Linked DNA regions of Homo sapiens: all the other regions are linked to region 3. A link is a contact called in ENCODE Hi-C or POLR2A ChIA-PET data. All regions are on one chromosome and are shown on one strand. The core of a region is the stretch at or near the end of the contact, and the rest is flanking DNA. Distances in the headings are between cores, read along the strand shown.

Evidence for each region. Hi-C counts contacts between places; a loop is a spot of excess contacts on that map. ChIA-PET counts read pairs that join two places held with the same protein, here RNA polymerase II (POLR2A). Pooled maps may share reads with other maps.
Region 1: a pooled map shows a loop between it and region 3 (28-fold over the local background). The contact joins the promoter of VPS37C here to the promoter of MS4A1 in region 3. A Hi-C loop is called at or near these places in 6 of 37 single-sample maps with no recorded cell type and 5 of 50 pooled maps.
Region 2: a loop to region 3 is called in a map with no recorded cell type, with 4 times the contacts of the local background. The contact joins the promoter of MRPL16 here to the promoter of MS4A1 in region 3. A Hi-C loop is called at or near these places in 6 of 37 single-sample maps with no recorded cell type and 5 of 50 pooled maps. POLR2A ChIA-PET finds 5 or more read pairs at or near these places in 1 of 52 experiments (OCI-LY7).
Region 4: a loop to region 3 is called in a pooled map, with 6 times the contacts of the local background. The contact joins the promoter of OSBP here to the promoter of MS4A1 in region 3. A Hi-C loop is called at or near these places in 1 of 37 single-sample maps with no recorded cell type and 4 of 50 pooled maps.
Region 5: a map with no recorded cell type shows a loop between it and region 3 (6-fold over the local background). The contact joins the promoter of LINC02739 here to the promoter of MS4A1 in region 3. A Hi-C loop is called at or near these places in 14 of 37 single-sample maps with no recorded cell type and 8 of 50 pooled maps.
Region 6: a loop to region 3 is called in a map with no recorded cell type, with 8 times the contacts of the local background. The contact joins the promoter of PATL1-DT here to the promoter of MS4A1 in region 3. A Hi-C loop is called at or near these places in 6 of 37 single-sample maps with no recorded cell type and 4 of 50 pooled maps.

Annotation. Positions count from the first base shown.
Region 1 is chr11:61,159,424-61,163,640 of GRCh38, forward strand. It overlaps VPS37C (VPS37C subunit of ESCRT-I), which reads right to left and starts at 2,003. Exons shown (of 5, transcript NM_017966.5): 1 at 1,968-2,003. RefSeq lists enhancers at 1,466-2,059, 2,060-2,652, 2,393-2,442, 2,453-2,592 and a silencer at 1,643-2,402.
Region 2 is chr11:59,808,546-59,812,647 of GRCh38, forward strand. MRPL16 (mitochondrial ribosomal protein L16) reads right to left here and starts at 2,233. Exons shown (of 4, transcript NM_017840.4): 1 at 2,059-2,233; 2 at 1,310-1,375. The coding sequence starts at 2,113. RefSeq lists an enhancer at 2,227-2,446.
Region 3 is chr11:60,453,967-60,457,659 of GRCh38, forward strand. MS4A1 (membrane spanning 4-domains A1) reads left to right here and starts at 1,881. Exons shown (of 8, transcript NM_152866.3): 1 at 1,881-1,979.
Region 4 is chr11:59,614,063-59,617,952 of GRCh38, forward strand. It overlaps OSBP (oxysterol binding protein), which reads right to left and starts at 1,712. Exons shown (of 14, transcript NM_002556.3): 1 at 1,241-1,712. The coding sequence starts at 1,602. LOC101927226 (a long non-coding RNA gene) reads left to right here and starts at 1,892. Exons shown (of 3, transcript XR_001748237.2): 1 at 1,892-2,113. RefSeq lists silencers at 1,345-1,564, 1,585-1,884 and an enhancer at 2,085-2,174.
Region 5 is chr11:59,563,815-59,567,881 of GRCh38, forward strand. LINC02739 (long intergenic non-protein coding RNA 2739) reads right to left here and starts at 2,316. Exons shown (of 5, transcript NR_187292.1): 1 at 1,201-2,316. It overlaps TRF-GAA2-1 (tRNA-Phe (anticodon GAA) 2-1), which reads right to left and starts at 2,638; the gene lies at 2,566-2,638. RefSeq lists enhancers at 1,610-2,111, 1,957-2,136, 2,112-2,611.
Region 6 is chr11:59,666,833-59,670,612 of GRCh38, forward strand. It overlaps PATL1-DT (PATL1 divergent transcript), which reads left to right and starts at 2,478. Exons shown (of 4, transcript NR_187296.1): 1 at 2,478-2,710. PATL1 (PAT1 homolog 1, processing body mRNA decay factor) reads right to left here and starts at 2,205. Exons shown (of 19, transcript NM_152716.3): 1 at 2,049-2,205; 2 at 21-132. The coding sequence starts at 2,063. RefSeq lists a silencer at 1,935-2,284 and enhancers at 2,244-2,538, 2,465-2,754.

The sequences.
Region 1 (4,217 bases), core at 753-3,252, 710 kb after region 3:
GGGAAACTAAACGGTCTGAGAGGCAGTATCACAGAGTTAAAAGCACATTAACTTCGAAATAAGACTGATGGGTTACAAATCTCACTTGTGGCCAGACGCAGTGGCTCACACCTGTAATCCTAGCACTTTGGGAGGCCAAAGCGGGTGGATCACCTGAGCTCAGGAGTTCGAGACCAGCCTGGCCAACATGGTGAAACCCCGTCTCTACTAAAAAATACAAAAATTGCTTGCAGTGAGCCGAGATCCCGCCACTGCACTCCAGCCTGGGCGACAGAGCGAGACTCCGTCTCAAAAAAAAATAAATAAATAAATAAATAAAAAATACAAAAATTAGCCGGGCGTGGTGGTGGGCACCTATAATCCCAGCTACTTGGGAGGCTGAGGCAGGAGAATCGCTTGAACCAGGGGGCGGAGGTTGCAGTGAGCTGAGATCACACCACTTCACTCCAGCCTGGGCGACAGATCAAGACTCCGTCTCAAAAAAAAAAAAAAAAAAAAAAAAAAATCCAAACTTGGCCACTTACTGGCTGTGTGACACTAGCCAGGTTATCTAACATCTCCGCAACTCACTTCATCTGTAAAACGGGATCATCACCTATTTGGACATGTTCGCAAAATTCGGTATGTTCAGAAAGCCCTAGAACAGTGCCCAGCATATGAAGCCAAGCAACAAATCACAGCTATTGCTACCTGCAAAACAGCGGCCAGAAACTGCTCAGAAAGTCTACAATGAAAATGTTCTACTTAATGGAAATTACAAAGGCACGGAACCACATTTCCAAGATAATCTAGGTAAAAGGCTTTTCTGGGCACTATGACCGCAAAGAACAAAGACTCAGTTTAGCGTCCAGTATTTTCATTGCAACAGTCCCCGATCCCACCCGGAACTACAGAGTTCAGGTGTCTGCAGGGTTGCAGCTTTGGACAACAAAGTAAGAGTCTTTCTTTCCCCAGTTCCTCGGTCACCACCACCTCCAGCTCTAAGGCCAAAAGTCACAGAACTGAGAGTCTGGTGGCAGCATCTTGGTGCATTAGTAGGAAATGGGACTCCTGGAGCCAATAAAGAGGGTGGAAAAGGCCTTAGGCAGCAAGAGAACTGAGGTACCGCTGGAGCGAAGGGAAATGAGTGGGAAGTTTCTGGAGCTGAAGACTGACATTCCCAGGGTAAGTGAGCCCAGACAAGGTGTAGCTGGGAAAGCACTGCCTCAGCTCAGCGACTAAAACCCCAGGTTGTAGAGTCCACTCTGCCAGTAACTCACAAAACACCTCCAGTTAACTCCTTCTCCCATCCGTAAAGTGGGAAATCGCCTCATCGGCTGAGGAGGAAATGAAGAGGAACCAGGCATATAATGGGTATGTATACATCAGTGCCCTTTGCGCCCAGAGGGTCCCGGGGTAAGAAATGTTCAGTGATGCTGGGAGGTCCAAGTCTGAGTCCTGAACAAAGCCAAAGCTGAAACTCCCATCTCTCAATGCCCTGGAGAAAGGGCACAAGCCAGTAAGTCACAGAGCAAAGTCCCTCCAACCTCCCCTCTGCCACTCGTCTCCCGCGTGCCCTCTGGCAAGTCGGACCCTACTCTTAGGCCTCAGCTTCCCCATCTATACAATGGGCTAATTGGCTCTAATGTCATCAGAATTGTGACCGCAAGATGCTCACATATGGGACGAGGGCCTGCAGAGACGCAGAAAGGAGGGTGGCGGTGAGTGGTGGGGCGGAACTGGAGGTGCGACCCGCCGGGGAGCCGGGGCGGCGCCTCGCGCTCTCCCTCCCTCCCTCCCACCGCGAGGGGCAGGGGCGCCGGCCCCCGGCGAGAGTCACGCGCCCCTCGTGCCCAATCACCGGCCTCTGCCAGGATGAGGCGGGCAGGCGGGGGCGCTCCGGGAGCCACGGCCGGCGCCGCCCCCACCGTCGTCCTCTGCCCCGCCCGCCTGCGGCAGAGCCGGGACCCTCCCCAGTCTCCGCTCACCTGCCAGGGCCGCCGTCGCCGCCGCCACCGCGGGTTAAACCGCAGCCGCGCCCACACTTCCGGGGTCCGCCAGGCCCGCCCCCTACCGGATGTGACCCCCTTGCAACGTCCGGCGCCCCAGTGGCGCGCGTGCTCGCCCCGCGACCCCGTTGGCCGCCCCGCCTCGCGCGCCTCTGAGTTACCACGACATCGTGCCACACACACACGCTCGCGGCCGCCCGGGCCACAACCACGGGAGCGCCCACGAGACCCCTCCAGCGCTCGCCGCACGCCTCGGCCCCGCCCCCGGTAAGAGGCCCCGCCCACTGGGCGGAGACCAGGCCGCTCTGGGCTAGTGCGCCGGCGCGGACGTCCGCCGCCTTCCGAGTGGCCAGCGAGGACTCGCTCTGTACACAGCTCGATCTTGGGAGGCTTCTCAGAGGGACCCAAAAGGAGGGGGAAGCAGATGGAAGCCCAGAACCTAGGAGGAGCCCCAGATGGGCTGAGCTCAGACTGAGGAGCCCCAAGGCCACCACACACTCATTTCCATTTACTAGTTAATCTCTTTCCCCCACCCATTCATTCTACAGAATTACCAGTATTCCCCATCTCCTCCCTTCCCCCCTGGAAACAGGAGAGTCCAGCATAATAAGGAAGCCCCCTCTGCTCTAACCCTTAAAAAAAGGAATCTGAAGTGACCTGATGTTAACTAATCAGGTGTTTTTTTTTTTTTTTCTATTCTGTTCCCTTTCCCACCTATGAAACCCACTGCTCTGCTATTTCCCAGGGGAATTTGAGACCAAATAAGTCTATTTACAATGGTAACTGATGTCAATGTCTAAAGTTTCCAACCTCTCAAAATCAAGAGGTTGACCAAAAGGGGAGAAGTGTCCAGTTTAGCCTAAAGTTGTCTCCTGGCGTATCTTAAGTTTGTCCTAAAGGTTTCTCCGTACATAGTGAACTGGATCCTACTCATACCAATCACAGAGTTTCAGCCAATCACAGGCAGCCACCTGTTCAAACCTTGTTCCAATAAGGCAAATGTCAATCTGTCATTGGTAGGGAACCAAACTGGATCCCTTTGCCCTCAGAAAGCCAAACACCGAAGTATCAGGTTTTTGTAGAGGGAAAGATTTGTTGCAAGTCAACTGGGAAGGAGACATGCTCAAATCTGTCTCCCCAAGCCAGGGGCTGTGACAGGTGTTATAGGCAGAGGGTAATGAGCAGTGATCTGATTGAATCTTGCAATAAGCAATGATCTGACTGGATCTTGCCATGGGATGATGCCATGGCTCAATCTGATTAGATCATGGCTTATACCATGTATCTACTTCTTAATTCTGTTCCGGTTCTTTGGTCTGAGCATTTAGGTTGCGCCTGTGGTTGCATGCTTGGTTCTTCTGGGCACGCTCAGGTTACATAACTTGCAACCTGGGATCATGGCAACTGAAAAAACAACTCACCACTTTATTACACAAAGTTGAACCAGATGGGGCTGGTTCTGCGCTTACATAACTGGTCCAACTGTTTCTGTACCTCGCTTCTGTTTTCTGGACATCTATTTCCTTTTTCTTTTCTTATTTTTAAATTTTAATGATTATTTTTTAATAGAAATGGAGATTCGCTATGTTGCCCAGGCTGGTCTGGAACTCCTGGACTCAAGCAATCCTCCAGCCTCGGCTTCCCAAAGTGTTGGAATTACAGGCATGAGCCACCACGCCCAACCTGCTTTCCGTTTTCTATCCCTAAATGTTATCCAACCACCTGGCAGCCTCAGAGTCACTCTGAACCTATTCTGGTTCTGGGGGCTGACTGATTCACAAATCATTATTTGCTCAATTAAACTCTGTCAAACTGAATTTGTCAAAACTCCTTCTTATAACAGAAGGGGTCCATGAAGAAGGTCAGCTGCTGACCCTTCTGAGACACTGGTGACTCCTTTGAGCGGGGGCATGTTGGTTTTGCAAACATTTCACTTGGTACAGAATGTCAGAGTGACTCCCATTGACAGCACCTGTTTGAAAGCTAGGTTGAAATTGTTTCTGAGGGTTAGGGAGGGCCAGGGCAGATGACCTTAATTTTTTGTCATAAGCCTTTTTGTGCTATGTGATTTTTTTTTTTTTTTGAGACGGAGTTTCTCTCTTGTTGCCCAGGCTGGAGTGCAATGGTGTGATCTCTGCTCACTGCAACCTCCGCCTCCTGGGTTCAGGTGATTGTCCTGCCTGAGCGTCCCAAGTAGCTGGGATTACAGGCGCCTACCACCACACCCGG
Region 2 (4,102 bases), core at 983-3,482, 650 kb before region 3:
TAAAAACACTTTATAATCTGGTCTATGCCATCCAGTTCAACAGCAAAGCTACATACCATGTCACAAAAATATATACATATATTTCCCTGCCTCTCTGGATGTTAATGGGGGTAGTGGAAGAATACTATATTGTACATAAAAATATCTAAGTTCTCCAGCTCTGCCACATTCTTGTTGAGAAACTTACAACCTAGGAATCCTTTGATCAATGCTCTTTCTCTCATATATGCAGGGACTTTTCATGCTGAGACCTGCACAGGTCAGTGTGCCAGGTTTTGGTGGGTGGGCAAAACTTCAGGCCAGACATGTGACATCTTCTTTATCATCCTTACTTGACGATTTGGGGAAAAAAGTTAACATACAAATCATTTTTAAAAATTTCTTAAATGAACCAAGTATGGCTTTATAATGGAGACAAATACAAAATAGAAGAGTTTGAGGAAATACCAAATTATTACTATCAGAGTTTCAGAAGCTGCCCCTCAACTTCTATATGTAGCTACAGAGAATCTTAGTAATGCTTTCTTTCACCTACAAGTCAAAATGTACTTTCAAAACGTGGTTTAACAATTCTGTACAGAAGACCCTCAGATGTACAGACCCTATTCATTTTTTTTGAGGGTTCCAGTATATTTCTTTTTTAAAAAGTAAACTAGTTTTACGATATTGTGGCTTAAATTTAACAAATTAAAGCTTTTTCACATATCGTTAGATGACTGCATATATGTAAACTTATTTGGAAAGAACATCAAAAGTTCAGGTTTTTTTTTTCTTTTGAGACAGAGTCTCACTCTGTTGCCCAGGCTGGAGTGCAGTGGCCTCCTGAGTAGCTGGGATTACAGGTGTAAACTACCACGCCCAGCTAATTTTTTGTATTTTTAGTAGAGATGGGGTTTCACCAGGTTGGCAGGCTGGTCTCCAACTCCTGGCCTCAAGTGATCCACCCGCCTCCGCCTCCTAAAGTGCTGTGATTACAGGCGTGAGCCACCATGCCCGCTCAAAAATCCAGATTTCAGGCCAATGACTACTGGCTGAGTGGACCATGGGACACACACCAGTGGGAGGTTTTAGGGGAGCTATCTCATTAGACGCTGCTCCGTAAGAGCAAGGAACTTTTTTGGTTTCCTTTGTCTTTGATTTATTTCTAGTGCTCAGAATATTAGTTGGCAAAACTGTAAGCTCTAAAAACATATTTATTGAAAGAGTGAACGGGGATGGGAAACACGAGAACATTCCTATGTCATCTCCCACCCGCTCCTGGTTTCCATCAGAGAAAAGATTTACGAACAGGAGAAAGACAAGCTCTCACCTTCAAAACTTGGTACTGGGAGCAGTGTCTTTACGCCAGCACTGGCGGGGAGGAGTGCCCAGGAATCTACAAAGACAAATCAAGTTAAACGACGAAGGTAACAGGCCGGGACCCCGATACAACCTGGGCCAAAGGTACTACTTCTTATTTTTATTTATTTTATTTTTTTGAGACGGAGTCTTACTCTGTCGCCCAGGATCCAGTGCAGTGGCGCGATCTCGGCTCACTGCAACCTCCGCCTCCCGGGTTCAAGAGATTCTCCTGCCTCAGCCTCCGGACTAGCTGGGATTACAGTCGCCCACCACCACGCCCAGCTAATTTTTTTTGTATTTTCAGTAGAGACAGGGTTTCACCATGTTGGCCAGGCTGGTTTCAAACTACTGACCTCAAGTGATTCGCCCGCCTCGGCCTCCCAAAGTGCTGCTATTAAAGGCGTGAGCCACCGCGCCCGCCCAAAAGTACTTCCGCCGGAGGAGTCTTGAGGTGTGGGATGCGGATTCCACTAAATGGACTCAAAGGCTCAGGCTCCGCAAAAGGCCAGCCGGGATCTCTGGGCGCCGACTCCCAGACGCAGCTGTGACCCTCTTGCACGAACCCCTACGGTGGAGGTCGGCGGTGCGATAGCGTAGTTCCTAACCAGTGCTTCACCAAGCATATGCAGAGCCGCCTTTTGGGTTAGGGAGAAAAAGCACTGGAGGGTGGGGGAGGAAGAGGGGTAAAGTCTTTAGGAACCAAAAGGGACTTCTGACCTGACAAGGGCACCCGCAGGAGCGGCGCACTAGCGCGAGCCAGCAGCCTCCACATGGTCACGGGCGTCCGGCGGCGCGGAGCTCCCCCAGCGACTCCGGCTGTCTCCTGCACCCAGGTAAGCAGCGGCGCTCCACTACCTAGCTGTAATCGGCTCAGGACACCGCTCAGTGGGGCCGGAAGTTGTGTTCACTCGGGTCCACTCCGCAGAGTCCCGACGGAAGCGAAAGAAACTCGAGCGACGGGGGTTGAGTTCCGGGGGAGGTTGAGTTCCTGCGGTCAAAGGCGCCGTCCGCCCAGCCACGCCCAGGGGCCCTGTTGGCTCTCTAGGGTTCTCCTTCCAATCTCCAGTCTTTCCCCAGAAGAAGAGGGCGGCGGGGCGGGGAGTCTTTTGTTTTATTTATTTATTTTTCTGCGGAGTACAACTGTTAGTGCCTGCCGGTTGCTTAGCAAGGTGGTCCCTTACGATTCACAGCCTTTGAGATGATTTTCTAGGGGACCCCTCAAAGACATTAGGAGAATACCAGATTTAGCAATGGTTTAACATGTATAGGGCAATTGCAATGTGTCATTGAGTACCTCATTCGTTAGTCCTGCCAACGAATCTGTGAGATAAGTCATTATACTTATTTTGCAGATTCCATCCTGAGGGTGAAATAATTTAACTTGTTCTGGGTCATACAACAGGAAAACAGTACCATCAGAATTTGAGCACAGTCTGTGATTCCAGAGATCTCAGTGAATGAACAATATTGTTGATGAAAAGAGTGAAATTCTGTAAGATATTGGAAGAGATTTATTCTGAGCCAAATATGAGCAACCATGGCCTGTGACACAGCCCTCAGGGGGTCCTGAGAACATGTGCCCAAGGTGGTAGAAGTGCAGCTTGGCTTTATACATATTAGAGGGGCATGAGACATCAATCAAATGCATTTAAGAAATACATTGGTTTGGTTCAGAAAGGCGGGACAAGTCAAGGTGGGCTTCTAGGCTATAGGTAAATGTAAACATTTTCTGGTTGACAATTGGTTGAGTTTGTCCAAAGACCTGGGATGGATAGAAAGGAATGTTCAGGTTAAACATAAATGATTGTAGAGACCAAGTTTTATTATGCAGAGGAAGCTCTTAGATAGCAGACTTTAGAGAAAGACTGTTGTAAATTGTTTTTTTATCTGACTTAAAGGGTGCCTGGAGGCCGGGCGCAGTGGTTCACGCCTGTAATCCCAGCACTTTGGGAGGCCAAAGCGGGCAGATTACCTGAGGTCAGGAGTTCAAGACCAGCCTGACCAACATGGTGAAACCCCGTCTCCACTAAAAATACAAAAAATTAGCTGGACGTGGTGGCGGGTGCCTGTAATCCCAGCTACTCGGGAAGCTGAGGCAGGAGAATCACTTGAACCTAGGAGGCGGAGGTTGCAGTGAGCCGAGATCACGCCACTGCACTCCAGACTCCAGACTGGGCAAGACAGAGAAAAAAAAATATGCCTGGCTCTTAGTTGATTGTCTCCTGGATCTGGGAAGGAAGGAAGGAAAACAAAGGGGAAAGAGAATACCTATAGAAATGGATTTTTCCCGCAAGAGACTTTGCAGGGCAATTTCAAGATATGGCAAAGAAATATATTTTGGGGTTAAATATTTTTTTCTTTGTCTCATAATGTTATGCCAGAGTCATGTTGAAAAGTAAGTCACAATATATAGGGTAAAATAAAACCTATATGATGAGAATTTATGGTTTGTAGGGCATGATTCCCTTAGGTAGGAATTTGGGCAAGATAAAAAATCAGAGCTTAGTCCTCAAGTTGAATATTGTGCAATATTGTTTTGAGTGAAAAATGAAGTGGCACTAAAATCACGGTTTGATTGGTCTCTAAGTCTTTTGGTACCCCAAAACTTCTACCTTATTGTTTATTTCAAAAGAGCCAAAAAGTGCAATCTACGGATCCAGTGCAATCCCTATCAAAATTCCAATGCCATTTTTCACAGAAATAGGAAAAACAACCCTTAAATTCATTTGGAACCACAAAAGACCCTGAATAGCCCAGACAA
Region 3 (3,693 bases), core at 631-3,130:
TGGAAGCAAGGTCACTAGATAATGAAAATAGGCTTAATTCAAAGAGAAATATTTTAAATATGTTATCAACCTAATAAAATATTCTCAAACCTTGGGGGAAGAGTGATGGTGATACATCAAATAAGATGCTATTGACAAGTCCAAATTGTAGTGAGAATTTCAACACACTCAAGCACTAAAATGTTGATCATTCAAATGAGCAAAGACAAGGTAAATGTTTATGCATTCATACAAATTCAAATTCAAGTTTATTTGGGAAGAATCATACATAGAGCCACCTAAGTTATCTCATTGGCCACAAAGTAGCAAACAACCTGAGACTGACTGGGGAAATACAGGGCTCAAACAGAGAAAAGGATGCAAAAGACCAGGTTGTGCTGCCACAACTCAAGCCCCTTTGCTGCCATACATTTGCCAAGTCCTGACCCTGTTCCCATGCCAACTAAAATGAAGGCACATGCCTCTAACCACCCCACCATCCAGGACTCAAACCTCAGGTTTCACAATCATCCACAACTCAGACCCTAGGTAATTGTCCTCCCATCACCAATCACTCAAGCATTTCAGCAGATATGCATAGACCCTCAATTAGAATGTTAAATGGATGATGGATCTTCTGTTCCCACTCTCCTTCACTCTACAGCATCTCTGAGAGGTGACTGCATGACTTTACTTGAGTATTCTTGAAGAAGTAAATTCTCTATTGAAATGGTAGCCAGTTCCCCTAATGAACGGCTCCAACAATTTTTTTTTTTAGAGTGGCATCTTTTTAAATATCACACCACAATCAGCCTCCCCAGAACTACTTCTACCCAGTGGATCTAACCCTATGGTTCCAAACTATCTTAAATTTAAAAAGAGAGGCAGAAAGAGAAAGAGAGAAGAGATGAAAGAGAGAGACAGGAATGAACCTCGAATTAGGCAACAGAGCTGCCTGCCATATTTCATCCCTTTAGATTAAATAAACAAATAATTACCTAACTATAGCTCTGTGTCTCTAATAAAATGAAGCAATGAACAGGGAAATAAAAATGTAATTAAAAATCCCACATATGAACATAAAAGTTGAATATTGTAGGGGGAGAGAGAGGACATTATCTTTGGGCAAAACTTTGATTCACATCCCAAATATTTAGACTCTCCTGACACTACCAACTTCTTCCATTTCCCTACTTGATCTAGTACTGTGCTTGATGACCCTGCAGCTCCAGACTAGACTAAAAAGAGAGGGGACACAAGGGAACTTGACAGACAGAAGAAAAAGGTGGGTTCAGAGGTAAAAGTGCTATTTCAATTTATATTTCCAAATATGGAGGCTAATTCTTGCTTTGAGTGGCTGGGTACATGTACTATGGCACTAAAGTATAATTTTAGGCCATTTCTGCTAAATCTGACACAAGATATATACATGGTTCATAAGAAACTTAAGTGTGAGCCAATGAGGACAATATTTGGGGACCCCTAAGTATAGTGCTGCCAAGTGTACAGCCTCAGTGATTCTTGAATCTCTGCATGGATGCCTCCTGCCCACCTACTCAGCCCTAAAAGTGAAGCCAGAAGGTAAAAGTCAGTGCTAACGGCCCATCTTTGACCAACTTCTAGAATCTTTCTTGTCCTCAGGGACCTACCATCCACACCTGCTTATAGGGTGGGGGCTGCAGAAGTTCTTCTAATTAAGGTAGCATGAGCATGCCAGGCAGTCCCCTGGGGTCTTTTTCAAGAAGTGAAACCTGGTAAGGCAGAAACTTTTTTTGCACCTCCTTCAGCTATGGTAAGTGTTAAACCAAAGTAATTGGAGCGAAGCCCAAGGTAGCAGAAGCTACTGATTTCCTGTCACCTGATGTCTATCAGCGATTTCATCTTCAGGCCTGGACTACACCACTCACCCTCCCAGTGTGCTTGAGAAACAAACTGCACCCACTGAACTCCGCAGCTAGCATCCAAATCAGCCCTTGAGATTTGAGGCCTTGGAGACTCAGGTAAGGAATCAATTTGCTTTCTTTAAATGACTTAAAGGAGGTGATGGATAAGGTATAGAATGGTTTTGAAGACTGGAGGTTCTTGATCTTAATTCTAGAGTTTCCCTAGTCAGACTTCCTAATAGTTCTATGACTTAAGGAGGGGTGACGATATCAAGGCTTGCTGCCCACTCACTCCTCTAATCAGTCTCCCTCTCAACAATTACCCTATGCAGTCAACTGTGAATCATTCCACAAAAGTAGTAGATTGCAGCATATATATTAAATCATGGTTTCTAAACCATTGGGTTCAAACTGGAGCTCTACCACTAACAAACAATATAACCTTGGGCAAATTACTAAACCTCTAAAGCCTCAGCTTCCTCATCTATAAAATGGGGGCAATGGTACCCATTACATTAGGAAAATTGGAACTAAAATCCTGAATCCCTTAGGACTTCCCAATACCAAATGAGAAAATAATCAGTCATAGGCATAATGAAAAAAACTCCATTTGTCTTCCTGTAAATGCTTTTGTCTACATTAAATGTAAATATACCTAGAAGTATAGGTGGCTTTACAGGCTAACATTTTCTGGAGGGGATTTGTGGACACCAAGTTGAGCATGAAATCCTGCCTCAAATCTATCACATGGGAAACCAAGAGTAAGAGGGGGCGCTGCAGATGTGGGGGAGCTCTAATGAAGGAAAACAAGGATTAATTTTAATCATGCCATTACTGTTTTCTGAATCCAGTATATAAGTGATTCCCTTTCCCTGTTTCCCATAAAATGGCTTAATCTCACTGAGAATCCGGTGGAAAGAAATGTTTAATCCAGCATTGTGAGCATTTTTGTGTGTGTGTTTTGTTTGTTTGTTCATTTTTTAGTGGAGACAAGGTTTCTCCATGTTGGCCAGGCTGGTCTCGAGCTCCCGACCTCAGGGGATCCACCTGCCTCGGCTTCCCAAAGTGCTGGGATTACAGGTGTGAGCCACTGCACCTGGCCATTGTGAGCACTTGTTAAGCTTCCCTGAGGAAGTAGCTGAGTTTGATGTTCAGCTTAATGTAACTGAGCTCATAGTACATAGAAAACAGGTTCCCTATGCAAGTCTAGTAGGATACAGGATTCTCCGAAGAAAGTAGTTGATGTCTAGTAAGGAAAGCAAAGAGCTAGGAGCTCTGAAGAATTCCTTGCAATCAGGCAAGGAGAGCAGGAACGCCCTCAGGTGATGTGCATATCTAATGCAGAGTTTGATTGAAAGTAAAGAGGGAGGGAGAAGGAACACTTCAAAGTTGAGAAGATTCAGGAAAGAAGGTAGAGGACATGTATAGACCAGTGGCTCTGGTGGCGGTAGTGGGATATGAGCTTGGGAAGTCATACAGGGCTGAATTCCAAAGGCCTTGAGGGGTTAGATGAAGGGTTTCTCCAGCAGGTAATGACAGGCCAGCAAAGGAGTTCAGGCTCAGGAAGAGCATCACTCAAAACAGTGATCGGGAGCTTGATGTAGCAGCCTTGTGGACAATGGATTAGAAAAGAGAAAGACTGAAGGCAGAAAAGCATGAATGGAAATGAGAAACTCACAGGTGACTCTGGATATAGAAAAAAGACCCACATGCAAAATGTATTGCAGAGGTAGAAATGGCATGACTTGGCCACTGACTGACCAACAGCCAAGATGAAGATGGACTGAGAGATGATGGAGCTAAAGTGAAATGTGGTCCCAACTATCTAAGC
Region 4 (3,890 bases), core at 462-2,961, 840 kb before region 3:
ATTAAGCAAAATATCCCTTAAAGGAGACTTTTATACTTTTTGCATAAAATACACATAGTAAGCATGATCCATAAAATTACTTGCTATTGATAAGCAATTATCTCTGTAACTGACCGATTCATTTCACACTAACCTGAGTTTTAGGTTAGATTAGTGTGAACAGAAGTAGTTTCAAATCCCAGCTGCTCAAAAACCTTGGGAAAGTTGCCCATGCTAAGTCTGTTTTCCTCATCAGTAAGATGGGAATATTTCCCAACTCCTAGGGTTGTTGTTGGGAGTCAACAAAATACTATAATGAAATACTGTATATAAAACACCTAGACACATTGTCCAGCCCTCAGGAAATGTTTACGCCCTGTCCCCAAATCACCTATCTTAACTCCTCTATCCTTTTTAGCCCAAAAGCGTGCCATGTGATGGCCAGGTTATGAGTCACCATAAATATATATTAAACAGTCCAAAATAAACCTTGTTGAACAGAAGTAATCACACCAAAGACATGGATTCTTCTTTTAATAAAAGTTAATCCTAACTAACCAAAAAATCACAGAAATGCCAGATAAAACACTTAATCATTTCCACGGGAGGAGGTGGGGCAAGCAAAAATAAAAGCAGCACTGGGGTGCACATCTCCATTCTGGGCTGTCCAGAGGCCAAAGCACATGCAAAGTCTTGGAGAGATAAGGCAGAAAGGGGACGGAATACCGAAGCCACCCTGTGTGTGTGATGCCCTTATGTCTGAATGTGAAGGGAGCAAGGACGGGTACATCCAGAGCTACGAATAACCTTGAGTTTTGGAGACTGGGCACTGACAGCTACAACTTGGGACTTCCACTGTAAGTTCCTTGGGAGGAGTGCCTCGGGTTTGTTCTGCTGCATGTGTTCCCTTAGTACCTACACCAGTGCCTTGCTTGCAGAATTAATAATTGCACCCATGTGCTGGTGGAAATACAATGGAAGCACAGACGCTCTCCAAACGACTAATGACTGGAAAGGCCGGGAGCGAAGGGAAGATAAGGCACCAAGAGTGGGTAACCCGAGGGGAGGGGAGGTGTACGTCCAGGGGCTTTTCACTTTCGTGACAGTGGGCTCCGACCCCTGGGCTGTCAATCCGCACAGATGACGAAAAGGGGCCTGGGGCAACCCTGGCTGCGGTGCCGGCTGGCGGTAATGCCGGAGCTGGGACTGTTGGCAGATATGGGGGAGGCAAGGTGAGCGACAGCGCCCCGGAAGCAGTTACCTGTAGTAGCTCAGGAGCCCGTTGCTCAGCACGAACCATCGCCGCTGGTAGCCTTTGATATAATTGGTCCATTTGAAGAGCCAGCCCTCTCGAGCCGAGCCCGAACCCCCAGCGCCCGAGCCGCCCGAGCCCCCAGTCGGCGGCGCAGGGGCCGGGCCAGCCGCCGCCACTCCCCCGGCCCCCGGGCCCGGGCCTCCCGCCGCCGCCGCGACCACCGTCCCTGACGCGGCCCCGGAGCCTGGCCCCGCATCTCCGCGGCCGCCGCCTCCTCCCACCACTGGGGGACCGGCGCCGCCGCCGCCAAGTGCTGCAATGGCTGCCGGGCCTGGCCCCACCACTCCTCTCAGCTCCGTCGCCGCCATGAGCCGCCGCCGCCTGGAGATACAAGACCGGAACCGCCTACGAGAGCCGCCGTCGCCGCCCGGAGCGCCCCACACGGCTACCGCATCAGCCACCGCCGCGCAGCGTCCCCGCCCCGCCCGGCCAGCCGCGGGGAGGAGGGCTCGGCCGCCGGGAAGAAGGACGTCGATTGGTGCCGCTGAGTGTCACTTGAGGAAGACCCCGCGGATATTGGCATTTCTCTCGGGCCTGTCATTCTACAGCGCCCAGTGAGAGCCTGGGGTGGGACGCGTCCGCCAGACCCACCTTTGATTGGTTCAGATAAAGGCCAATCAGACTTTTGGGGAAGCTCATTGGTGCTTTCCTGAAGTTTCCAGCGCTCAGGGAGGACGGGAGAATGCGGAATGCCCGGCCAATCTGATCGCCGATTGGCTGCTGTTTCCGCCATTCATTTCAGTTTATGCGCCTGTCACTGCCACGTCACCCCCTCCCATCGCTCTTCTCATCATCCTTTTCCGCCCTCATGGATTGGTGGTTGGTATCAGCTGCTCCACCTTTTCTACCATTTACTGAACGAGTTGAGGAAAAAGGGAAGGAGTCTCGTCTTTACATCCTTATTTTCTTTTTTTATTGGTTGGCACCTATGCCACTCACGTGGTGGAGAGGCGGGGCAATAGTTGGAGATGATTGGTTCTGAGAATTGGCTGTGAAAGCGGCATTGCTGACCAGTGAGAGAGACCTAATGAGGAGCAGGCCGGGGCAACCAATGAAATCGGAGAAGAGCGCTTGGGGGCGTGTCCGCCTGCTTTCAGCCTTTGGCAAGTTGGTGGGAGGTGAAAGTGACTTGGCCTCTTAAAAGCGTTTTTTTCACGTGGGTGTGATGTCGTGTTCCGTTTTTCTGAATAAGAACTTCGTAGCTTCTTGTTAGGAAGAACCTGGAGGACAGAGTAACTCTCGGCAGTCAGCCCCCGCCTGAGGCTCTCTTGAAGGACCCCCTTCTAACTCGAAGCTGGATACCCAGATTCCAGGGGTGCCCAGAAGTAGCTTTTCCAGCCCCTTCCTGGATCCATGGTCCCCCTAGTTCCCTTCCCTGTTTGCTCTTTATCGCTCCACACCCCTTGTGTCTTGATTCTAGACTGTCATATGCCTATACCGATTCTGTCCCCTTCAGAAGTAGATTCGCGAGGACCTGACTTTATGTGTCTCTTCCAGACCTAAAGGCCCTTGGTTTTAGCATCATAGGTGCCATGTATATGCTTAACTTTGAACAGAAAATTATTATTTTTTGTATCTTTAAACTGATATATCGTAGTTGTACATATTTAACTTTGGACAGAAAATTTTTTTTATATCTTTAAACTGATATAGTTGTACATATTTTCAGGGATACATCTGATATTGTGATACATGTATTCAATGTATAATTATCAAATCAGTGTAATTGGGATATCCATCATCTCAAACATTATCTTTGTGTTGGGAACATTTTCTGCTATGCGTTCTCTTGTAGCAGGAAATCGTTATTTTTGATCAACTGACTATTCACACATTTGTGAAGATTACAAATTCAGTAACTAATGTAACATTTAGATGTAAGCTATTGTTGCAAATGTAACCTAAAGCGCCGTACTTTAGGGAATCTAGCATCTGTTACATTTTGCTAGTTTGAACAGGCAATAGAAATAGCTATTAGATACTGTAAAAGAAATTGACTTTCTTTGCCAATGTGCTTCCCAGTGTCAATAAATTAAAGTATCCTTTTTAAGAAAATCGTTTCAAAAGAAGCGAAGTATTTATTGAATTCTGGAGAGAGAATACTCTTTAAAAATCTGCAATTTTTACTATCAGGGATCATTTGTATAGCTCATTACTAGTGAATTTCTCTGAATGTGTAGAGCAAAATAAAATCTGCTATTAGATGTAGGCTATTTGGGATTAATTTTTTTTTTAACTGAGCTAGAGTTAATCCATTTAGGCTTGAGTCCTGCTTTTGCTACTTACTGGGTCTATTACTTTGAGAAAATTATTTAAGCACTCCAAGTCTCAGTTTTCACTTATGTTAAACAGGAATAAAACCTCACAGGGATGCTGTTGTGATTAAGTGCGTTTGAATGTGTTTGATAAACTGTAGATAGCTACAAACATGTGAGTTGTGTTGCCAAACACATCTCACAGGTTACTTGCCATCACAAAGGAGAAACATACTTTTACAATGGGGAGATCTGGCAGTCCCCACCTTAACCCAGTTATCCAATGTGTATCAGTAACCCTTGGACAACCAACATTTTTATGAAGTTCCCAGTGTGCTGCA
Region 5 (4,067 bases), core at 1,066-3,565, 890 kb before region 3:
TGTAGTCTCAGCACTTTGAAAGGCCGAGGCAGGCAGATCGCTTGAGCTCCAGAGTTCGAGACCAGCCTGGGCAACATGGCGACACCCCGTCTCTATAAATACAAAAAATTAACCGGACGTGATGCTGCGTACCTGTGGTCCCAGCTACTAGGGAGGCTGAGGCCAAAGAATGACTTGAGGCCCAGGAGGTTGAGGCTGCAGTGAACTGTGATGGTGCCACTGCACCCCACCCCTGGGCAACAGAACAAGACCCTGTCTCAAAAGAAACAAACCAAAAACACCTTCCTAGTAACATCTAGAATGGCGTTCGACCAAACCTCATGAAAAGTTTAATTCTCTAGTCTATTAGATGATCAGTTGGGGTTTCTTCTTATTGATCACCATTGGACTTTCAAGAGCCCCTCATCAAAATACATCTTTCCACCCAAGAACTCAACGATTTTGGGGCTGAAGCCCCATATCAGCTAGCATATTGGCAAACATTAACAGAAAGAGGAGAGGGGTATAAATAGGCCTAAAAACCATATGGCTGGCTTCATTTTGCCTTTTACCACACTGCGAGTTCTTAGAATGTGACACATGGATCTCCTTCCTCTCCCTCCATGGTCCAGCCTGACTAAAAAGAAGGCACTCCCTAAGTGTGTTTTTCCATTGCCTTGCCTTGAGTGGAGTGGCTCATCTTTTTTTTTTTTTTTTTTTTTTTTTTTTTTTGAGACGGAATTTCGCTCTTGTTGTCCTGGCTGCAGTGCAATGGTGTAATCTCCGCTCACGGCAACCTCTGCCTCCTGGGTTCAAGCGATTCTCCTGCCTCAGCCTCCCGAGTAGCTGGGATGACAGGCGTGCGCCACCACGCACGGTTAATTTTGTATTTTTAGTAGAGACGGGATTTCTCCATTTTGGTCAGGCTGGTCTTGAACTCCCAACCTCAGGTGATCCGCCCGCCTCAGCCTCCCAAAGTGCTGGGATTACAGGCGTGAGCCACTATGCCCGGCTGTGGTTCATCATCTTAATGAGGCTTTCTACTGAAATTCAATCCATATCCTCCGAGTTCCACTGACCTCCGCCCCCATGCCAGACAAGCATGGACAACTCTGGAAGCCTAGAAACTGGTGGATGGCCGATTCCCGGGGTGTTTCCTAGTGATCTCTGCCAGGAGCTTCTCTGTTGGTGCTGATAACAAATTAGCCAATGGATACAAACCTGTTTTGTAAACTGCCAGGTGTTGAAGATCAAACGGTGTCCTCTGAAATTCAGTTCTTCCTGCATACAGCGTCTGGATATCTTTGCTGGGGTGGGGAAGGTGGTGCATAGGGTTCAGAGGGGTGCAAGGATATGATGTACAAGTGACTTGCAATTTGGAAAATAAAAATACAGGGTGTCCAGTTAAATCCAATTTCACAGAAACAACAAATATGTACTTTGTATATTCCATGCAATATTTGGGACATGTTTATACTAAAAAGTATTTGTTGTTTCTCTGAAATTCAAATTTTGGCCGGGTTCAGTGGCTCGTGCCTGTAATCCCAACACTTTGGGAGGCTGAGGCAGGAGGATGACCTGAGGTCAGGAGTTCGGGACCAGCCTGGCCAACATGGTGAAACCCTGTCTCTACTAAAAATACAAAAATTAGCCGGGCACCTGTAATCCCAGCTACTCCGGAGGCTGAGGCAGGAGAATCACTTGAACCCGGGAGGCGGAGGTTACAGTCAGCCGAGATCACGCCACTGCACTCCAGCATGGGAGCAAGACTCCATCTTAAAAAAAGAAAAAAGAAAAGAAAAGGAAAAAGAAAAAAAAGGAAATTAATTGGACGTCCTGTATTTGGTCTTCTAACCCTAGTGTAGATTTAAACTAGAAAGGGCTTCCGATCTCTGTCTCCCGCCCCACCTAAGAGCTGTTCTAGGGTCCTTGTTATTGTTTTTGTTTTCTTTTTTAAAGACAGAGTTTCACCGTGTTGGCCAGGCTGGTCTCGAACTCATGACCTCAAGTAATCCGTCCGCCTCGACTTCCCAAAATGCTGGGATTACAGGCGTGAGCCACCGCGCCCGGCCCCGGTCCTTGTTACGGTTTAAAAAGCTGGACAAAGCCCGTGCGCCGAACGCTTTCGAGGACTTCTTTGGCCAAGAGGGGGCCCGGGCTGTCACCATTCCCGGCAAGCCCGCGACCAAGCAGGCAGCGGAGGCGGCGCAGGCCGAGAGCTCCCGCCCCTCTGACAGTGAGAGAAGGGTCGCAGCGCCCACGGCTGCCTAGAACCCGAAAGAAGAGGAGCGGGGTGCGGGGACACAGGGTTGCTCAAGAAAGTGAGCTATGCGCAGTGCTCCGGAAGAGCTTGTCTCAAACCAGGTCCCAAGTGAGGGCAGAGGCGTAACTTCGTACTGGGCAGTTTAAAAGGTAAGACATATGTCCCCAGTATCCTCCCTCCCAGGGGAAAATGACGATAAGGTTTCCCTTAACTGCCCCAGCCCGCGTGAGAACCCACAGGGTGTTGACCCTGTTAACTGCAGAAAGACCCTGTTAACTGCAGAAATCACATGTAGTGATGACTAACGCCTAAAACGGAAGCGCTGCCGAAACCCGGGATTGAACCAGGGACCTTTAGATCTTCAGTCTAACGCTCTCCCAACTGAGCTATTTCGGCTGCCGTGGAAGACGTTTTTCTTTTTTTCTACATAATTATAATAAAATAGTATTTGTTCCGTGGTAACAAAGATCATATGGATTCAGCTAGAGGTAGGCATTTTACAAATGTTACAAAGGTGATAAGGCAAGGCCCTTGTTTACAAACTGAAGTGATAAATCACTTTTCTCAGGGTTTTTTGTTGTTGTTGTTGTTTTAAGTTCCCTGCAATTTGCTTTTTTCATTTAAAAACATATTATGGACTTTTTTCATGGCAGTTATGTAGACCTATCATACTTTTTAATCCACGTTCGCCAGTATTGGATTGTATGGTTATAACATAATCTATGTAATCAAACTGACAACTATCAGCTTTTTTACCTTTTTCTATATCTCATTATTAAAAACAATACTGCCATAAATTTTTAAAATATACTTGTTTTTCTTGTGCAAAGGCAGATTTTGCAAGGTAGATATATATAAACATTGTGATTTTTACAGATATCTTCAGATTGAAATCCAGGATATATAGAAGAGGTAAGGAAGGCCATTTGTAAAGGCTTCAAATGTAGACTTTCAATGCTACCTCCACATGAGGTAAACATAGAGTCACTGTACAGTATTTGTTAAAAGCATTGATTTGCTAAACCTAGCATTAAAAATATACCTCAATTTTTGGAATACCATCTTGGCATTTTTCATTTTTAAATATATATAGTCAAAAAAAAGAATTAAGTCAGGCTTCCCTCAAACTCTAAGAAGCAAGTTGTGGTTTAATAATATCTCTAATATGCTGATTTTATTCCTCCTCCACCTCCCATTTCATAATTTTCATCTCTTGCATTTATTCACTGAAAAATGTTTTAGCCAGATGCGGTGTCTCTGGGAGGCCAAGGCAGGCGGATCACCTGAGGTCGGGAGTTCAAGACCAGCCTGACCAACATGGAGAAACCCCGTCTCTACTAAAAATACAAAATTAGCCGGGCGTGGTGGTGCACGCCTGTAATTCCAGCTGCTCGGGAGGCTGAAGCAGGAGACTCCCTTGAACCAGGGAGGTGGAGGTTGCAGTGGGCCGAGATTGCGCCATTGCACTCCAGCCTGAGCAACAACAGCAAAACTCCGTCTCAAAAAAAAAAAAGTTTTATATAAACTCCATAAGGCTGTTAGAATAATTCAATGCTTTGTATTCACTTGCTTCATAAATAAGGAGCCAGCATGGACTCATTACAATTTGAAATAAAAGCGCCATGACCTTAGTTTAGAATTTATAAACAATAGGCTTAAAATGGAGGATGAGTATAGACTGTCATTCTCAAGAAAGATTAAGAGTACATCTGAAATGAGATGTTTGTGGCTGTCACGCCTAAACTAGGTGACTTTACAGTTTTTTCAGACTCAAGAGCCTATCATTTGTTTAGCTTAAATTTCACCCTTTTGGTTTCCCTTGGTA
Region 6 (3,780 bases), core at 1,228-3,727, 790 kb before region 3:
AAGCGAAAGATGTCACTTACCAACTGCACCTGACCCAAATGTATCATCATTGAATTGATCAATCTCTTCATCTTCTTCTCCCAGTCCCTGAAATGCATCTTCATCTTCATCCAGAGGACAATCCTCCAAAGACTAAAAAAAAAGAAAAGACATTAGTTATTCATGAAATTCACACCCTCATTTTAAAAATGTTCTAAAAATGTTCATCTTACCTTCTCAATGAACATAATTGCTTCATTATGACTTTTTGTAAAGATGGCATTTTTTTTCTACTTCCCAATTTCCCTGACACTGGAAGATTTCATCATCTTTCTTTCACTTTCTATTTCCTAATCCTTATTTCATTTAATTCTTGCCCCACCTCACAGCATTCCATTTCTCTATTTTATCAAGAATCCACGAACAGCAGTTCCTCATGCAACCAAGAAATTAAGCCCACAACTTTCCTTACATCACTGGTTGGAATACTGATGACAATTAATAATGAACCCTTTATTTTCTTGTATCTTTATGTATCTTTTCCAGCAAAATTCTCATCTTTCTCATTATATTCATGTCATCTTTTCAACTATTATTCCGTTTTAAAGCTTTGTCTTCATTTTCCATCTTTCTTATCTTCCCTATAGGCCTAAACTCTAGTGATGAAACAGAAAATTAGGTCTTCAACCACAATAAAATGAACTCTGGAAAAGCTGTGGTATGACAAGTTCAAGTTCTGGCTCCATTCCTACAATCAGTGTGAACATGGGCAACTCAGAAAATTTCTAATTAATTCATCAAATACCTTTTAAGGACCTATTGCGTCTAAGGTTCTGTGCTAGGCTGTAAGGCTCAATGTCTTACATTGTAATGCAGGGACAATACCAACTATGGCAGAGAGTTGTGATGATCAAAGTGGGCAAAGATTACAGATTATCGAACAAAGGCTAGAGGCCACCACATCCTAGGTGTGTTCTATTTTCCCCCTTTACTTCAATCTTACTCAACTGATTTATTCTCCAAGTTTTCCTTTTGGTTTGGTCTTAGATCATTCCTATCAAGTATACCTGTCCTCAATTTTCAAAAATTCAGAATCAGAATTCCATATTCTATCAGTAGGTACGTTTGTGATACACCTTGCCTGGCTACCTCTTAGCTACCCTGTTTACAATGGAAAGATTAGGTCAAAGGGCGTTCTTCTTACCCCAGAGCCCTTCCAAACTCATGCCAATAGGCATGCCACTGCCTCCTTATCAGAGGCAACTTCCAGCAGTACTCCCTTCCAAATCACAAATATCTACTTTACCAAATCGCTGCTTTTTTAAATTAAAAATTCTTAAGGATCATTTACATCAGTTCTTTCATGCTACAAATTCAGAAAGTTTACGTCCAGAGATTAGGAGTCACTCAAGGTCACACAGTGAGTTGGTGACAGGGTCAGTACTGTCTGCTGCTATTGCTACATTCCCGGCACCTTCTCCAAACCCGCGTCTCCCAGCACTAGCCCAGAAGGAACTTCTGCAGGACACGCCCCCCTCCCAACTCGGAGCCCTCTTTAGTAAACGGGCTGGGGCCCTAATCCAACGGCAAGCCCAGGCCCCCTTCACCTGAAGGTAGCCTGTGTGAATGGGATGTGTGTCAGTGTAATTCGAGTGGAGGTGGGTGGGGGGTGGTTCCGGGTCCAGGGCGGGAAACGCGGCTCTGGGAATTCCCGGGTGACACCTACTTAAGAAAAGCACCCGGGGAGATGCAGTGCTCTACCCTCCGTGGCTCCTCTAGGGGTGGGGGCGGGGGTGTGGTCTGGTTACAGCACTTAACGGGCCCTCCCCACCCCAAAACGGAGGCCAACTTTCCCCAGCGGCAACTAATGGGACTGTCTCGACCCATGAAGCCAGCTCCCAGCCCTAGGATTAGACCCGCGACCCCAGACCAGTCGCGTCCAGCTAAGTCCTGCGACTCCCCCAGCCCGCCCCCTGCCCCGCAGGAACACAGGACCGGCGCGCGGAGAGAGAGTGAGGGAGAGGGGCGCGGGAGGGAGGGAGGGGTCACTTCCGGTCGCAACAGCTCACCTCGTAGCGGAACATTCTTGGGGAGGGGGGCAGGGAGCGGGGAGGGGAGAGGGGGAGGGAGGGAAGAAGCGCTGACTCCCCGGCTCCTCCGCGCGCGGGTCCTCCACCGGCTCGCGACCCCTGGCCGCCGCCGTACGCCGGAGCGTGCGTGGGGACGTGCGCAGGCGCGCCTCAGGCAGGGCGGCCACCCCGCTCGGCGCCCGGCGGCGGCGGCTGCGCAGGGACAGATTTGGCGTCCCGCTTCCTAGTCTCAGCGGCGGGAAGGAGGTCCCGTGGCGAGAGACTGCGCACGCGCTGCCCGTCTTCGGCTGCCTGGTGATCTGGGCTTGTAGCTCCGCCCCCTCTTTCTCCGCGCCCTCTAGGCGCTCGGCTTGGAGCTCAGGGGCCGGTCACGAGTTCTCCGTCACCCGTGGGGCGGAGAAAACCCTTGTGATTGTCACAGGATATAGCTTTGAAGAATCCTGCGCTTAGCCTGGGCTGGGAAAGATGAGATTCCCGGGCAGTTTTTCCAACGTCCGACTCACTCCTCAGGCTGCTCGGGGGTCTCCCCGTTGCAATCTGCGCCTTGCGCAGGGAAAAAAGAATGGAAAGTTGCTGGTCTTCGAAAGGGGCGGACTTCGTCGCCACTTTCAGCGGCTCGTCGCCTGCTGAATCCACAGCAGGTCAGGGCTGTGATTTATGTGGCTCAAAGTGATGACGGCGCCCGTTTTTTTTTTTTTTTTTTTTGAAATGCTGAAGACAGGTTCCGGGAGGTTTAACTAGGGTGGTATTTTTAAGCGCCAGGCTCATTAGGCGCGAGGAGCTGCAGAGCCTCGAAGGGCCGCACGGCCGTGGGCCGCTGGCCACGCAGCAGCAGGGTCTTCGGGCCGTGGTGCGCCGCTGGGTGACTCCACTTCCTTAGAGGATCGAACCCACAGAGGAATGTGTCCAGCTTAGAAGCTTCGGCCCCCTGGTTCCAGAATTCTGTTGGGTGGTTTGTTACCTCTAGCACGCTCCATGCCCTTCTTGCCCCTTTCCTTTCAGACAAAACTTGCAGCACAAAGAATGAATTCTTTTGGGTTTCGCAATCCGTTTCTTCCCTGGGCGTCTTAAAATGCAGCCTCGTCTCGGAATGGCATACAGTAAATCCCCTAAATGTTAGTGTGTCTGGATCAGTTTGAGTATCGGAAACGCTGAATTTGTGAAGAAAAGTTCTGGGTGGGAGCTTGTGCTTTGCCACTGGCTAGGAAACTTTGGGCAACTTACCTAAACCTCTCTGAGCCTTAGTTTCTTGTAAAATGGGTATAATTACACCTGCCTCATGATGGTAACACTACTAACGATTGAAGGCTGCCTGGGACTCTGCTAGGCGCTTTATAAAATGGATTATCTCATTGAATCCTTCCTTATGTGCCCCCCATGAGGTAGGTACTGTTATTTTCTCAGTTTACAGTTGAGGAACCTGAGGATTAGCGACATTGTTTGCCTCCAACCACCCAATGGCAAGTGGTAAAGCTAGCAGCTGAGATTTGTCTGATTATTAAAAACCGAGTGTCTTAATCACTGTGCCAGAATAACAAAAGCAAATGTTGACATGGGCCAGGCCTGAACTTTAAAGAAGTGGAGCGTCGGGACAAGATGATTTATTGGTTTTCAAGCATGCATGGAACATTATAAAACATCAAATACTAAGTAACAGGCCAGGCGCGGTGGCTCACGCCTGTAATCCCAGCACTTTGGGAGGCCGAGGTGG